2 separate regions of the Homo sapiens genome follow, and region 1 is linked to region 2. The links are chromatin loops, found by intact Hi-C in ENCODE. Cell type or tissue: spleen. All regions are shown on one strand. Each heading gives the region's core, and the rest is flanking DNA. Links, peaks and the distances in the headings are about the cores only.

Region 1 (8,347 bases), core at 333-8,332, 160 kb before region 2:
GAGGCAGCACTGGACAGGAGGGGACAAATAAGAGGGGACAGAGGTGGAAAGGCTAAATGTCCTTGAAAAGACCTTGAAAACACCTGGTGTACCGCCCACTGGGAGACATACACGTGGCCCCTCCACTTCTTTCTCCTGACTGGCTAAAGACAGCTGCGAAGTGCCATGCTAATTCACCCAGGTCTTCGCTGAGTAGCTGGACAGTGTGTCATCAGTCTAATTCCATCTTCTGCTCTAATTGGCTGTGATCAATTCCACCCCCATTTCTAATTGGTTGGGTTATGCAGCAATCCAGCACTGTCCATCCCACCTTTTCTCCCGCTCTGCGTGGCACTAGGCGGCAAAACCCGCCATCTTTAACAATGCGGCAAGCCCGCCATGATGTCCACGTGACAAAAGCCATGATATACATATGACAACGCCTGCCATATTGTCCCTGCGGCAAAACCCAACACGAAAAGCACACAGCAAAGACAAAGAGGCCCGCCATGTTTTACACTGCGGCAAGACCTTCAGCCGCCATCTTTTCCTGTGTGACCGCACATGTCCACCACCATGCTAACCACTTAACAAAGCCTCGCCCATCATGATGTGGCCTTCCCGCCACTTGAACACTGCGACAGAACTGGATCCGCCATTTTGGACAACCTAACAAAGCACAGCCCGCCATGCTGAGCAATGCCGCAATGTCAAAATCGCCATTTTAAGCCCTGCACCTTAGTCTTTCCTAACCTTCCATTTTTAACTAGTCCCTTGTACTGATAAAAGATGATTCTTACTGCCTCCCGATACAACAATCACGCAAAGCTCCTAACAAGCCCCAAATCAATTCATTCAGATAGGTTTAGCTCATGCAATGCACATGACTTCCTCTGCCTGACCTGCTATCATCCATCTTGCCTCCCTAGTTTAACTTAGCACAAACGACTAGCCCTAAGCCGAGTTATGCGGCAAGTCTAAAATGGCGGCCACTTTTCCTCCACAATCTGAACACGCCCTTAGCTTAACTGCAGAGTCATTCTCTGCCAAAGCGGTAGGTACACTCACACACCACCAAATGATCAGCAGCAAAAAAAAGTGTAGATATTCCAGAGAGTGCAACAACCCACAAAACCAACATTTTTTCATCCATAAAAAGCACCGATGGGCGATGAAAAAAAAAAATCAAAGCAGGTATCCGCGGCCCCGATGGGCCAGAAAAACAAAAATTAAAGCAGGTATCCGAGGCCCCGATGGGCAAGGAAAAATAAAAAAAAAAAAAGCAGGTATCCGAAGCCCCGATGGGCCAAAAAAAGAAAATTTTTAAAAAGCAGATATCCGTCACCCCGATGGGCCAGAGTGTTGGGGGTTCAGAGGGGAAGGGAATCAGCAGGTATCCGATACCCCGATGGGCTAAGGAAAAAAAAATAAAAAGCAGGTATCCGCGGCCCCGATGGGCGAATAAAAAAGAATTAAAAGGCAGGTATCCACGGCCCCGTTGGGCAAAGAAAAAATAATAAAACCAGGTATCCGCAGCCCCGATGGGCAAAATATAGAAAAGAGAGTGGAAGAGTAAAAAACTGATCCACAAAAAACAGAGATGTCAACCAAAAATGATTCCAAAGAAAAATTCCTTAAATATTAAAAATTGCCTCAAAATATTCCAAATACTTTCTTTAAAAAAATATGGAGGACGTGTCAAGAAGACACTAGGAGAAAGTATAGAATTTAAAAAAATATTTTATGGAATTTAGGTGATTTTTTTAAAGAAATACGCCATAAAGGGTGTTGGGGGACTAGAAAATGTTCTAGAAAGAACCCCAAGTGCAGAGAGATCTTCAGTCAGGAAGCTTCCAGCCCCGAGAGAGTAAGAAATATGGCTGCAGCAGCGAATTGCAGCGCTTTAAGAACTGAAGGGGGGGCTGAGGGCGGAGAGAGCATAAGAGGCGTGGCCTAGAAGATTGAAAGCCGGACATCTTTGTGATTTGGTTGGTTCAAAATTTACCCAGTAAGGACAAAAAAGGGAAATTTCAAGAAAGCAAAGACATACCAGAAAGAACATTAACTGGAAGTAGACTTCATTTCTAGACCAGGAGTCACAACTTCAATGGGTTTTCCAGTTCTCATCTATAACATGGGGACATTGAGTAAATCAAGCAATAATTAATGCTAAAATCCTCCATAAACTGCATAATAAATGTAAAGATGTTAATTCAGCTTGGTTTTGAGAATGGGGGAAGGGATAGGTAGAGCTTTGATGTGTTGATAAAGTATCCAAATATATCATTCAAACCAGAATTTGTAACTCCTCCACCAAACTTTTGAACCAAAGAAGCTAGAAAGGAGTAATACATTGAGGTTAGTACCATCTTCAAGGGACTTCCCATTCCATTATCCCATGTAATAGATAATGGAATATGTATTGCATAGATAATAATAAAGGATTATTCCTGTTTTATACATTAAAATAGAGTCCTATAGAGGTTACATCATGTGCCCGAGGTCACACACCATGATTCAGAGTCAATGTAGTTTTTACTCCAACACTCTACCTTGTATGGCTCCCAACCATAAGAGAACGGAAGTGCTTACGAGTCAATTGGTGAGCAAGAGAGAAAAAGGAAAGAAAGACATTTCATAGAATGGCTATTTGGTTCCTAAATAATCAAGAAAGAGTACTGTTTGTGACCTGTTTGTAATTTTTTAACTATGACTCCTTAATCTTTACTATTTTCCTATTTCCTCCATGAATCTGAGGAACCCAACATTGGACCAACCATATGACACAGTAGTGAAGTTGACCCTCTGTCAGTAACTGATAAGTGGTAGGAAGAAAAAGCTCATATAAAAGCCAAAGCTGCCCTCAGAAACCTGGCTATTTCAGTAGGAAGCAATTAATCTCATAAACTCTTCTATGTCATTCGAGAAACAACAGAGAACCAGAAGGGAGACAATGGCAACTTAAGTATTATAGAGCAACTTCTAGAAAGTCAAAGGATACATTACCCTCCCACTGGCTGAACTGGAAAGTGTAACTATCGACCCAAATCTATCAGGTAAGCTTGCTCTTCAGTTTCCAGAAAAATAATAAAGTATGCAAATTTTCTTCCTTAAGAAATACCTTCCATCTTCTAAGTGTCCTTGGATCAAACAAAAAAAGTAATCTGACTTGTCATTCCAAATGAGGGTTATTGTATTGTAAAGTGGTGCAATACAATGGTACCTTTGAGAAAACAATGCTTAACAAAGAGAGAAACTACCTACAGTGACACCTATGAAGCAGCTATCAGAAAGACTGGATTACCAAACCTCTAATACAACTTTATCTACTAGAAGTTTCTACAAGTGTGGAAATGTTCTATACTTTTAAGAAATTTGGTTGGCCGGGCGCGGTGGCTCATGCTTGTAATCCCAGCACTTTGGGAGGCCGAGGTGGCTGGATCACCTGAGGTGAGGAGTTTGAGACCAGCCTGGCCAACATAGCGAAACCCCGTCTCTACTATAAATACAAAAATTAGCCGGGCATGGTGGCAGGCACCTATAATCCCAGCTACTTGGGAGGCTGAGGCAGGAGAATCACTTGAATCCAGGAGGCGGAGGTTGCAGTGAACCGAGATGGTGCCACTGCACTCCAGCCCGGGCGACAGAGCAAGACTCCATCTCAAAAAAAGAAAAAAGAAATTTAGTTGGGGAAAAATTTTCTAAAGACTCAAGTAGCATCAAATATAAAAGATTGATAAATTTGACTCTGAAATTAAAACCTTTTGTTTCACAAAAATACCTTTTCAAATAAAAAGGCAAAAAGACAATTTATAAACTGGTTGTCCTGGGTTTCTGTGACCAGGCCCTGGTTCCAGGTGGGCAGCCACGCTAGCAGATCACTCTCATTGGTTGTCATTGGAGTTTTTTAAATGGTAACTCTTAAGGCTAGGCATGCAAAATGGTGCTGATGTGCCGTTATGGGGTGACACTCACATTGGACACAGGACATGTTCAGAGCTGTGGCCTACCTAAATCCACTGTTGACCCTTAGGCTAAAGAAACTGCAAAAGCAAGAAATTTATAATTTCAATACAAAGAGGTTCCAGAGTGCCATTGCAAAAATGGAAGTAGTACAGTGTTGCTATGTTTTTCTCATAGAGGGAGATGTGAAATTAGCCAGGAATGGTGCATTTGACAATAAACACAAAGAGATGATTTCTGGACCTAAAAAGGAAGATATGGTGCAAGGTCATTATAAAAATTGATATGTGAACTGTTGAATAAACAAATACGTAAGCATCTCTTCTCCACCTGGTATTCTAAATTTTCATTGATAAATCACTACACCTCACATGGGCCCATGTATTTGTAATATATTTTTAATCAAACTGTTTACATTAAAAGGAACTTCTGAAAAATATTTGCCTAGGCCTTTGCCCTAGAGCAGTCCTGCCCTCTTCTGCCATTTATCACCTTCAGGTTTTACTTACTCCCCTGCCCTCACTAGCTTTCAATTCACTTTACTTCCTCCTCTTCCCGACCTGGCCTCACCTTCACTACTGCTTGGCTCCATTTTATAAACCTGTTAGGATCAGAAGTATGGAAACTGAGACACTAGAAGGAAAAGTGACTTGCTCAAAGTCAATTAGCTAGTAAGAGTTGGGCTCTGATGGGGATATTTCAGGCATATTTTCTGTGGCCATGCCATAGCTGTGTTAGCATCCTCTTCTTTGGGCTCCCAATCACATGGCACACAATAGGAAGAAATCAGGTCCTCTTTTTAAAGATTCAGATTATTCCAGTTCTAGGATTGTCACTATGTTCATCTGTACATCCTCTCCTCTGCTAAATTAGGCCCAAAAAAAGCCGGCACTGTCGACTTAGCCACCAGATGGCAGCATAAAATCACCAAAGAAGCACTGAGCCTGTCTGCAGGAAAGGAGCCAAAGTTGTATACAGGGCAGGACCAGAATCTGATATAAAGGGGGGAAAGTCTGATTCATACAAGGTCAGTATCAGAAGAAAGGGTCAAAGAAAAGTGCTCAACCCCCTCTAATTTGAAGAGCCCCTCCCCCCACTAAACAGGAGTCTGTCCTTGGCTTCAGGGCTATGCCATTTAAAGAGGACTTTGATAAAGCCTTCAGGATCTAATTAGCAGGCTGGTGGGGGCCCTCCAAATCATCACCAGTGAAAAGCAGTTAAAGGGACCAGGACATATTATGGAAAAGAAAATAAAAGACCTGGGGAAGGGCTCTTTACAACTCAAAGGGCTGTCTGCAATGGGGGAAGTTGATGAATAGTCCTGTTGTGTGTAGTTCTAATAAATAAAGACGTCTGAATACTCTGAGCTGTCCAAAGATGGAACAGTTAACACCTCCAGAACTGGTGAATGCCAGTCTCTGAAGACCTGCAAGCCAATAGTGGATTTTGTGAGGATGCTACAGAGACAATCAACAGATAGAAAAGTTGTGCTATATGCCTTGTAAGGGTCTTCCAAATAGCCCCAAATCCTATGAACCTCATCACAGTACTTGGGCCATTCCTCTAGCCCTCAAACACACTATTTATGATATCCTTCAAAAGTGTATTAGGATGTTGGGAAAGGTTTTCTAGTTTATCAAAAGAGAACACGGGGTTATACATATTAAAGCTCAGTGAGTATATGCTTAACAATTGTATACATAGTTCACGTCAACATTAAAAATACTGTAAATGGGCTGGGTACGTTGGCTCACACCTTTAATCTCAGCACTTTAGGAGGCCAAGGCAGGAGGATCTTTTGAGGCCAGGAGTTCGAGATCAGCCTGGGCAAAATAGAGAGACCTCTGTCTCTACAAAAATAAAAAATATAAAAATTAGCCAGGCGTGGTGGTGCATACCCGTAGTTCTAGCTTCTCAGGAGGATGAAGCAGGAGGATTGATTGAGCCCAGTAGTTCAAGGATACAGTGGGCTGTGATTGCCCCACTGAACTCCAGACTGGGTGAGAAAGCAAACGCTACCTCAAAAAAAATTACAATCTATTAAAAACATCACCAGTGGCCGGGTGCGGTGGCTCATGCCTGTAATCCCAGCACTTTGGGAGGCCGAGGCAGACAGATCATGAGGTCAGGAAATCAAGACCATCCTGGTCAATATGGTGAAACCCCATCTCTACTATAAATACAAAAATAAGCTGCACATGGTGGCACACGCCTGTAATCCCAGCTACTCGGGAGGCTGAGGCAGGAGAATCGCTTGAACCCGGAAGGCGGAGGTTGCAGTGAGCTGAGACCGCGCCAAGCCTGGTGACAGAGCAAGACTCCATCTCAAAAAAAAAAAAAAAAAATCACCAGCAAACACTAGGGAGAGGGAGGAATTTTATTTCCCAAGGTATCACATTATAATATTAAAACTGTGCAGTTTTTATTAAAAAATTACAAGGCATACAAAAAACAGGAAATTATAGCTAATATATAGAAAAAAAGGTAATTAACAAAAAATGGTCCCTGAGAAAGTACCAACATTAAACTTACTAGACAAGGATTTTAATTAATTAATTAATGTGCTTATTTATTTTCTCATTTTTAGTTTTTCTAGTAGTTCTTTTTCAAATGTATTTTTAGTTCACAAATAATTGTATATATTCATGGAGTAAAATGTGGTATTTTGATATATGCATGCATTGTAGAATAATTAAATCAAGCTAATTACTATATATCTCAGCTCACATACTTATTTTGTGATGAGAATACTTAAAATTTACTTAGCAGTTTTTGAAATGTACAATACCTTATCACTATTGTCATCATGCTCTGCAATATATCTCAAAAACTTATTCCTTCTCTCTAACTAAAATTTTTATCCTTTGATCAACACATTTTTACCCTCCCTTCAGATTATTAACCACCAGTCTACTCCCTACAAGTTCAAGTTTTGAAAATTACACATACAAGTGAGATAATATAGTATTCATCTTTCTGTGCCTGGCTTAGCATAATGTCCTCCAGGTTCATATATGTTGTTGCAAATGACAGATTTTCCTTCTTTTTAAGGCTGACTAGTGTTCCATTGTGTATGTATACCACATTTTCTTTATACATTCATCTGTTGATGGGGACTTACCTTGATTTCATATCTTGACTATTGTGAATAATGCTATAATAAACATAGGAGGACAAATGTCTCTTCAACACACTGATTTCAATTTCTTTGAACAACACCCACAAGTGGGATTATTGGATCATAAGGTAGTTGTATTTTTAGTGTTTTCAGAAGCCTCCATGATGGTTGAACTAATTTATATTTCCACCAACACTGTATAAATGTTCCCTTTTCTCCACACCCTCACCAATCCTTAACTTTTGTCTTCTTGAAAATAGCCATTCTAACAGGTGTGAGGCAATATTGCATTGTGGTTTTGATTTGCATTTTTCTTTTTTTTTTCTTTCTTTCTTTTTTTTTTTTAATTTTTATTTTTTTGAGACAGAATCTCTCTCTGTCGCCAAGGCTGGAGTGCAGTGGTGTGATCACGGTTCACTGCAACCTCCACTTCTTGGGTTCAAGCAATTCTCATGCCTCAGCCTCCCAAGTAGCTTGGATTATAGGCATCTGCCACCATGCCCAGCTAATTTGTATATTTTTAATAGAGACGGGGGTTCACCATGTTGACCAGGCTGGTCTCAAACTCCTGAGCTCAGGTGATCTGCCTGCCTTGGCCTCCCACAGTGTGATCTGTAATCACACTGGGATTACAGATGTGAACCACTGCGCCTGGCCTTATTTATTTATGTTTTTAGACACAGTCTCATTCTGTTGCCCAGGCTACAGAAAGTGCAGTGGTGCCATCTCGGCTCATTGCAACCTCTGCCTCCCGGGTTCAAGTGATCCTCCTGCCTCAGCCTCCTGAGCGGGTGGGATTACAGGCACCCACCACCATGCCCAGCTAATTTTTGTATTTTTAGTAGAGAAGATGTTTCACTATATTGGGCAGGCTGGTCTTGAACTCCTGACCTCAAGTGATCCACCCGCTTTGGCCTCCCAAAGTGCTGGGATTATAGGTGTGAGCCACCACACCCAGCCTGATGTGCATTTTTGTGATGATTATTGATATTGAGCACTTTTTCATATATCTGTTTGCTATTTGGTTTTTGTTTGATTGTTTTTTGTTTGAGGCAGAGTCTCACTCTGTAGCCCAGGCCAGAGTGCAGTGGCACAATCTCGGCTCACTACAACCACTGCCTCCCGGGTTCAAGTGATTCTCCTGCCTCAGCCTCCCGAGTAGCTGGGATTACAGGCGTGTGCCACCATGCCTGGCTAATTTTTGTATTTTTAGCAGAGACGGGGTTTCACCATGCTTGCCAGGCTGGTATCGAATTCCTAACCTCAAGGGATCTGCCCACCTTGGCC
Region 2 (8,347 bases), core at 120-8,119:
TGGGATGATTCCTAAATTCCAATATTTGGATGGAACTATACAGAATTTTAATATATCTGGAAAATAAACTGAAAATATTAACGGATCCACAGATATTGAAGACTTAACCTTTTTTATCTCATTATTCATTAAAACAAGTGAAATGTTATAGGGAATTCTTCAAATTGAAAGAAGCAGCTCATGCATAACACAAAAACATGAATGTATAAAACTGACTGGTAAAAGGTAAGTAACTCAAATTCACAGTACTGGTATACTGTAATGGTGGTGTACAAATAACGTATATCTTTATTGTTAAGGTTAATACACAAAACTTTTTTAATGAGATGGCTGTTGCTATGTTGCTCAGGCTGGTCTGAAACTTCTGGGCTCAAGCAATTTTCCCCCCTCAGCCTTCTGATTAGACGGTATTATGGGCACCTGCCATGATGTCCATCTACAAAACTATTAATAATTACAACAATTTGTTTAGCCATATGTGATATAAATATATGTAAGGTGTGACATCAAGAACATAATGGGTCACCAAAATCTCAGAGTAAAAACACTCTGGTTTTACTCACCCCCATAGAACCTCAGTAATATATCCAGCACCAATATTATCACAAGTTATATCCCAGAACTGAAATCCGAGGCTGAGACATTTCCTCAGACTACAGAGAAGTGAAAAACTTGGAGCAGATGATAAAAGGCTTCTTCTGTATTTATGAGACTCCTATGTGCCTGCCATCATGTGTGGAAAATTTTATCGACATTCACCAGTTCAACATGGGATAAATGTGAGATTTTGGCACACAGCTTCTTCACCATCTTGGCTTCTCTTGTTGAAAAGCTGTTAATAGCTTAAAACATGGGAAGTATTGTGTGTGCTTGTAGAAAGAAAATCCCATGATGGCAGTGAAAGACAATTGGGCCAGTTGAGATTCACAACTCCAGCCTGAAAATTTTCTTTACGTCAGACAACATAGATGCCAAGTCAGAGTGGCTGTTCAGCAGCACTATAATGTAGTAGGCAGAGTTCATAGTTCTTTGCACAAATGCCTATCCAACCTTCCTGCACAGCCAGAGGATTGACTTTGGGACCCCTATATGGGATGGGCAATGCTCCAAATGTTTGTGAGAGCTGAGTCAAATCTAAAACAGGCAGCACTCACGGATTAAGTAGTCTTGACAGGGAACTACAAATAATAATATCTAAGAAAATATACTCTAGGAAGACCAAAAAAAGCTAGACAGCTGAGACTGGAATAAATATATAATTAATTGTTCAATGTGAAACTGTAGGCATACGTCTACAAGAAACAGCAGCAAGCCAATAACCATGACTACCCTGAACAGAGAAAGCATGGAGCCAGTTGCCATCCCTAATGAGATGGTAATGTTTGAACTCTAGAATCAAGAATTCATAAATGCAATTTTAAGGAAATGTAGCAAAACCCAAGATAATGCAGAAAAGGAATCCAAGAATGTATTAGAAACTTGAAGAGATTGAAATAATACACCAAACAAATATTGCAAATGAGAAATAATTGTTTCAACTGAAATAATTATTAGAGGATGTCATTAGCAGAATGGATCAAGCATAAAAAAACAGTGATCTTAAAGATAGGGTATTGGAGAATCTGTAGAGATTAAAGAAATAGAAAAGGCCTAGAGAATAGCTACAGGATATAGAGAATAACGTCCAAACAGCAAATTAAATAATCATTGGTGTTCAAGTGGTAGTTTTGGAATAGCAAGGGCAGTAAAGCTTATTCAATGAAATAACAATACATTCCAAATGTAGAGGAAAGTACTTTTCAGGTACAACAACGTTAAAGACCAAATAGATTCAGTTTAATTAAGAATACCCCAAGGTGTGTGTGTGTGTATATATATATATATATATATATATATAATCATCTCAAAAACATACTACAAAGAGAAAGGACACTGAAAACAGCAAGAGAAAAGCAAATAACATTATATACTTCCAATTTGTTTGTTAACAGACTTCTGATCAGAAATTGTACATACCAGGAGGGAGTGAAGTGACATAAAGTGCTAAAGGAAAAAAGTTAACCAACAATACTGTACCCACAAAAGATTTCCTTGAAAGATTGAGAGATAACATCGTTTACAAAAAGAAAAGGAAACATGGTGAGAATTCATCACTAGACTCGTCATTCAAGAAATGCTAAGTTCTTTATCCTGAAGAAAATTATGCTAACGTCCAAAGAGAAAAAGTTTGACATTACAAAACTCAGTGGCCAATGCAAATACATAGGCAAATGCAGAATAAATTAATACGCTTGTTTTGTGTAAGCCTCTTATATCCATAATACGAGGAGTAAGATGCAAGTCTATGAAAAGTAACTATAGCAGCATCATAAAATATAGCCAATTTAAAAATAGACATGAGAAAGTCAAAATGTGGGGGAATTGAATTAAAGCATAAAATTGATTGGCTGTTTATATTCCTTATGATGAAAATTATTATCGGTTTAAAAATACTTTTATCTATGAGATACTACCAAAGAAAGTCACTTAACCACAATGGGAGAAGGAAGAAAGAAATAATTTGGAAAACGACAAAAAAGTACCAATCAAAATGTCAATAGTGATTTCTTACCTATCAATAATAATATTGATAGGTATTATCTAGGATCCCCCTAAAAAGAACAGAGAGTGGCTCAGTGGATATTTTAAAAAATCGGCTGGGTGTGGTGGCTTACGCCTGTAATCCCAGCACTTTGGGAGGCCTAGGTGGGCGGATCACCTGAGGTCAGGAGACTAGCCTGACCAATATGATGAAACCGCGTCTCTACTAAAAATAATACAAAAAAATTAGCCGGGCTTGGTGGCATGCGCATGTAATCTCAGCTACTCGGGAGGCTGAGACAGGAGAACAGCTTGAACCCGGGAGGCGGAGGTTGCAGTGAGCCAAGATCACGCCATTGCACTTCAGCCTGGGCAACGAGCGAAATTCTGTCTCAAAATAATAACAATAGTCAGTCCCAACTATATGCTGCATGTAAAAAATTAACTTACATATACACATTGACTAAAAGTGAAGGGATGCAAAAAGTTTTCAAATGGAAACCAATAAATAGCAGCTGTATTTGTATCAGATAACAGAAAATTTTCACTTAATATTTATTAGGTGAAAAGGTGTGAATAGAGACAAAAAAGTATTATGTAGTAAATACTTATGAAGGGTCAATTCAGGAAGAGGGTATAAAAATCGTAAATATGTATGCATCCTGCAGCAGAACACCAAAATATATAAAGCAAACTGTAAGCGACCTAAAGCGAGAGAAACTGCAATACAGTAATAGTAGGGGACTTTAGTAACCCTTCCTCAACTCTTGTCACCTGAGTACACAGAGGCTTATTCCAACTGGGGGAACGAAATAGAAGACAGTGGGATAATTTGCCTAGTAACCCAGGCAGTTCTACCCTGGTATTCCCCAAGTCCACCAGTGCTGTGTATGTGCCAGGCTTTAAGCCTGGCTGTGTTCCTGGTCCTAGGGCGCCCTCTAGTGATGAAATGGTTGCAGTGACCACATTCTTAGATAAAACAACACAATCACATTTAATTTTTGGGACGCCCTGTGAAGAAGGGCAGCTACGAAGTAGCAGACTACAAAGATTGGAATAAATACCTAACTCTTAAATGCCTGGACACTGGAGAACTTCCACAAGCATAAGACCATCCAGGAGACATGACATCTCCAAAAGGACTATGGGATCTAGTTTTGGAGCGATGTAGTTATGTTGCCTCTCATACAGGAAACTCAAAATAGCTAGGAACTATGATCTAAAATATACAAAGGAAGTAGCCACTGACCGACCCTAATGAGATGGTGATGTGTGTGATGTCAGGGTAAGAATTCAGGAGAAACGTTTTGGGAAAATAGCAAACACCATGATAATGCAGGAAAGCAATTCAGTAATTTATTAAATGTAACAAATACTGAAACAATAGATAACCAAACTGAAATACTGGAACTGAGAAATAATGACTGAATGGACAAATGCACCAGAAGGTCTCAACAGCAGCACTGATCCAGCAGAACAAGAATCAGTATTATTAAAGACAGGCTATATGAAAATGCACAGTGAGTGCAGAAAGAAGCAAAAAGAACAAAAAAGTATGAAGCATGCGTACAAGGTGAAGAAAATAATCTTGAAAGCACAAACCTCAGAGTTACCATTCTTAAAGAGGGAGAGTTTGGAGTTGAAAGTTTAGAGAAGTAGGCCGGGCATGGTGGCTCACGCCTGTAATCCCAGCGCTTTGGGAGGCCGAGGTGGGTGGATCACCTGAGGTCGGGAGTTCGAGACGAGCCTGCCCAACATGGTGAAACCCACGTCTCTACTAAAAATACAAAAGTTAGCTGGGCGTGGTGGCTCACGCCTGTAGTCCCAGCTACTTGGGAGGCTGAGGCACGAAAATTGCTTGAACCAGGGAGGCAGAGGTTGCAGTGAGCTATGTATGTGTATATCCAGATGTGATTACCCAGGTAGAAGACAGTAAAAAACAAAAACAAGCAGATTCAACCAAAATAAGGCTTTGCCAAGGAATGTAACAATCAAATGTTCAGAGGTAGAGAAAAATTTAAATGGTCCTAAAAGCTGCAAGAAAACAAGCAAATAATGTATAAATGAGCTCTGATACATCCGGTAGTGAAGAGTTTACAGGCTAGGAGGGAGTATGATGACATATTTAGTGCTGAAGGAAATAACCTGCCAAATCAGAATATCAAATTCAGCAAAATATTCTTCAAACTTGAAAAATAAATACTTTACCAGACACACAACAGCTGAGGAATTTTTGTCAACATCAGACTTGTCTTAAATGCTAGAAAGAGTAATTCAGTCTGAAAGGACATTAATGAGCAAAAAGAAAACATCCGAATGTTTACAACTCATAGAAAAAGGAGGTACATAAATATAGAATAATACTGTGATTGTGGTATGTAAACATATTTTTAGCAGGAAGAAGACTAAAAGGTAATTCTATTAAAATTATAACTACAAAAATATTAGAGATAGATAAACATAACAAAGATAAGATCATAGCATGTAGGGTGGAGATTAAGTGTGGAGTTCTTTGGTTTTCTCTTTGCTTGTCATTCCTTGTGACTACAGATACCTTGTCATTAATTTAAAATTATTGGTTATATGATGGTTTTTGCAAGCCGCATGACAACAACCATGCAAAAACCTCAGAAAATAAAAGCAAGGAATTAAAATATACTATCAGAAAAAAATTAGTTAATGGAATACAGGGAGGAAAGAAGAATGGACGAGAGGACCAACTAAGCAAAATTTGAAAGAATGGAAAAGGAGCAAACACTTTCAGTTTCATTCTACAAGGCCAGTGTTTCCCCGATAACTAAAGGAAAAGGTCTAAAAACCCCCAAACAACAATAAACCCCAGAAGACAAATATGTCTGATTCACACAGATGGAACAATCCAGAAGAAAATGCTAGTAAACTGTATTCAACAACACACTAAAAATATAATTCATACTTATCAAGGTGGATTAATCTTAGGAATGCATGGATTGTTCAAGCTATGCAAATCAATTAGTTTTATGTCGTATAACAAAGTCAACAACCATAATGTTGTAATGGATGTCCAAAAAGTATTTTATAAATTAAATATTTTATTAAAAATTATCTCAAAATTGGGTATAGAGTTAAGATATCTCAACAGACTGGCAGTTGAACTTACACTGTCCTTGTGAGCAAGGAAAACTGACAAGCATACTGCTAGATTTGGAAGACATTAAAAATGCCCATGTTCAGCACTTTAGTTCACCATGTTACTGGGAGTTCTAGTCAGAGCAAGTATAAAAGAGAAACAAATAAGGGCATTCATATTAGAAAGGGAGAATTATAAATATCCCAACAGATACAAATAAAATATATAGGAAGAAACTTAACCAATCAAGTAAAATGTATCTACAAGGAAAACTATGAGTCATTGATAGAAATTGAAGAGGACACTAGTAAATGAAAAGATACTGCATGTTCATTTAGCGGGAGAAGTTATATTGTTAAAAACCCATACTACATATAGCAATCTATAGTTTCAAAATGCCAGTGTTATTTTTTCACAGAAATAGGAACAAGACGAAGAATAGACACAGTAATCCTGAGCCAAAAGAACAAAGCTGGAGTCATCACATTACCTGACTTAAAATTATATGACAACGTAACACTAACCAAAACCGAATGTGACTTGCATACATATACATACACCAATGTAACATCTACAAACCAGAAATCCATGTATTGAAACTAAACTTGGCCTATCAGAGAGCTCCAACAGCCCAGGCTCCACAGGTTGAGTGAGTGCTGCCAGCACAAATGTATTTATAGGTGTTTGTAATCCCGCTCCTGCTGGGCCATCACTCGTGCAATCGTGTGCATGAACAACGGTAACCTCGCCCCTTGTTTGTTGTTACTGGTGCGAATGGGCACCAGCAACTCCACACCTACCATTCTGCCCCAAGTGCAAATGTGCACATGGGTGGCAGCAACTAGCCTCCTCTAGGGCCTCATATTTGCAGCCAGTGGCATGAGTTCTAGCATGGACGATGTTAAACCCTACTCTTCCAGTGTCCCTCCCCATCTGACACATGTACACTCTTCCATGCTGTTGAGGCTACTGGCACGAGCAAGTGAGCCTGGATCCCACTGCCACCAACCCAATGAAATAGTATGGCTACCACCCCCTATTTGAAAACTGTGGGCAGCGTAACAGGAACACATCCGCCCCTCCAGTTCGGCATGTTTCTAACCTTGAGGGACCAGAGAACACAGCGTCCTTTCTTGACCCTGCTTCCCCAGAGTTAGAGCATGCAGCCCAGGAATCCTGAGGTGAGCCTTGGCCCCCTAAAATCTTCCAGAAATGAAGCCAGTCAACTGAACCCACTTTACACCTCAATCAAAACCCAAGGGCATTGAAGAAGATTAAAGAAAAACATCATACAAAGCACAGCATCTTCAAAGATGGAAAGAATATTAGTCCACATACATGAGAAAGAAGTATTGCAAGAACTCTGGCAGTTTGAAAAGCCATAGTGTCTTCTAACTTCCAAAGGGCCACACTAGCTTTCTGGGAGAGGTTCTTAACCAGGCTGAGATGGGTTAAATGACACAGGGTAAAGAATATGGGTATGAATGAAGATCATTGAGATTCAGGAGAAAGTTGAAACCTAATCTAAGGAATTTAAGGAACACAATAAAACAATACAGATGTTGAAAACTGAAATGGCCATTTTAAAATCTGGTAGAGCTGAAAAGCACACTACATAATTACATAATGTAATTGGGAGTATTAACAGCATAGATGAAGCTAAGGAGAATCTCAGCTCTAAGACTATTTAGTTGAATTAGCTGTCAGACAAATATTTTAAAAAATTTAAAAACTAAACAAAATCTCTATGAAATATGGCATTCAAATCTATGAGTCACTGACATTCCTGAAAGAGGCAAAGAAAGCAAGCAACTTTTTAGTTTATTGTCCATCAGTTTTTCTGCAACCTTGCTAGAGAGGCCAAAATTCAAATTCAGGAAATTCTGAGAACACTGCAAAATACTGTCCCCCAGACAGTTATCAGATTGAAATGAAAGAAAATGTCCAAAACAACTATAGAGAAGGGCCGGGTAAACTACAAAGGGAAGCCCATCAGGCTAACGGCATACCTTTCAGCAGAATCCCTAGAAGCCAGAAGATATGGATACCTATATTCGGCGTTTTTAATATGAAGTGATTCCAACCAGTAATTTCATATTCAGCCAAATTAAGCTTTATAGGTGAAGGAGAAATAAGATCCTTTACAGGCAAGGAAGTGCCAAGGCATTTCATTACCACCAGACCTGCCTTACCAGAGGTCCTTAACTGAGTGCTCAATATGAAAAGGAATGACCATTATTGGCCACCAAAAAAACACATTTAAGTACACAGACCACTGACACTATAAACCAAATGCACAATTAACCAGCAACCAGCTAATAGTAATACAGAATCAAATATAAACATATCAGTGTTACGTTTGAAATTAAATAGACTACTGTCCTAATAAATGATAAAAAGAGGCAAGTTGGATAAAAAAGACCGAACTGTATGCTGTCTTCCTGAAACCCATTTCAGAAGTAATGGCACCCATTGACTCAAGGTAAAGGGATGGAGAAAATTCTACCAAGCAAACAGAAAAAAGGAGGAGGGACAGATTGCTATTCTAACTTCATAGAAAATAGACTTTAAAACAGCAATTGTCAATAAGGACAGAGAAAGATATAATCATGAAGAGTTCAACTCAACAAGAGCTAACTATATATGCACTGAACACAG

What was found. A loop is a pair of places that touch in the nucleus more often than their neighbours do. Peaks named below come from ENCODE experiments on the same cell type or tissue, not always from the same donor. Only the 100,000 strongest peaks of a DNase experiment are listed, where the experiment ranks them.
Region 1: a loop joins it to region 2, with 7 times the contacts of the local background. A loop is called at or near these places in 91 of 110 quality-filtered maps.

What each region holds. Positions count from the first base shown.
Region 1 is chrX:73,850,858-73,859,204 of GRCh38, forward strand. XIST (X inactive specific transcript) reads right to left here and starts at 1,857. Exons shown (of 6, transcript NR_001564.3): 1 at 1-1,857. RefSeq lists enhancers at 1-31, 462-711, 575-1,076. In spleen, for the core only: a CTCF peak has its summit at 4,832 (motif pointing right); DNase peaks (open chromatin) are centred at 564, 1,890 and 4,843; H3K4me3 peaks cover 1,863 bases; H3K27ac peaks cover 1,822 bases.
Region 2 is chrX:74,012,086-74,020,432 of GRCh38, forward strand. The region is part of intron 3 of JPX (JPX transcript, XIST activator); the gene reads left to right. Among named protein-coding and RNA genes, the nearest start is that of JPX, 72 kb to the left of the region's middle. In spleen, for the core only: a CTCF peak has its summit at 3,547 (motif pointing left); a DNase peak (open chromatin) is centred at 3,508.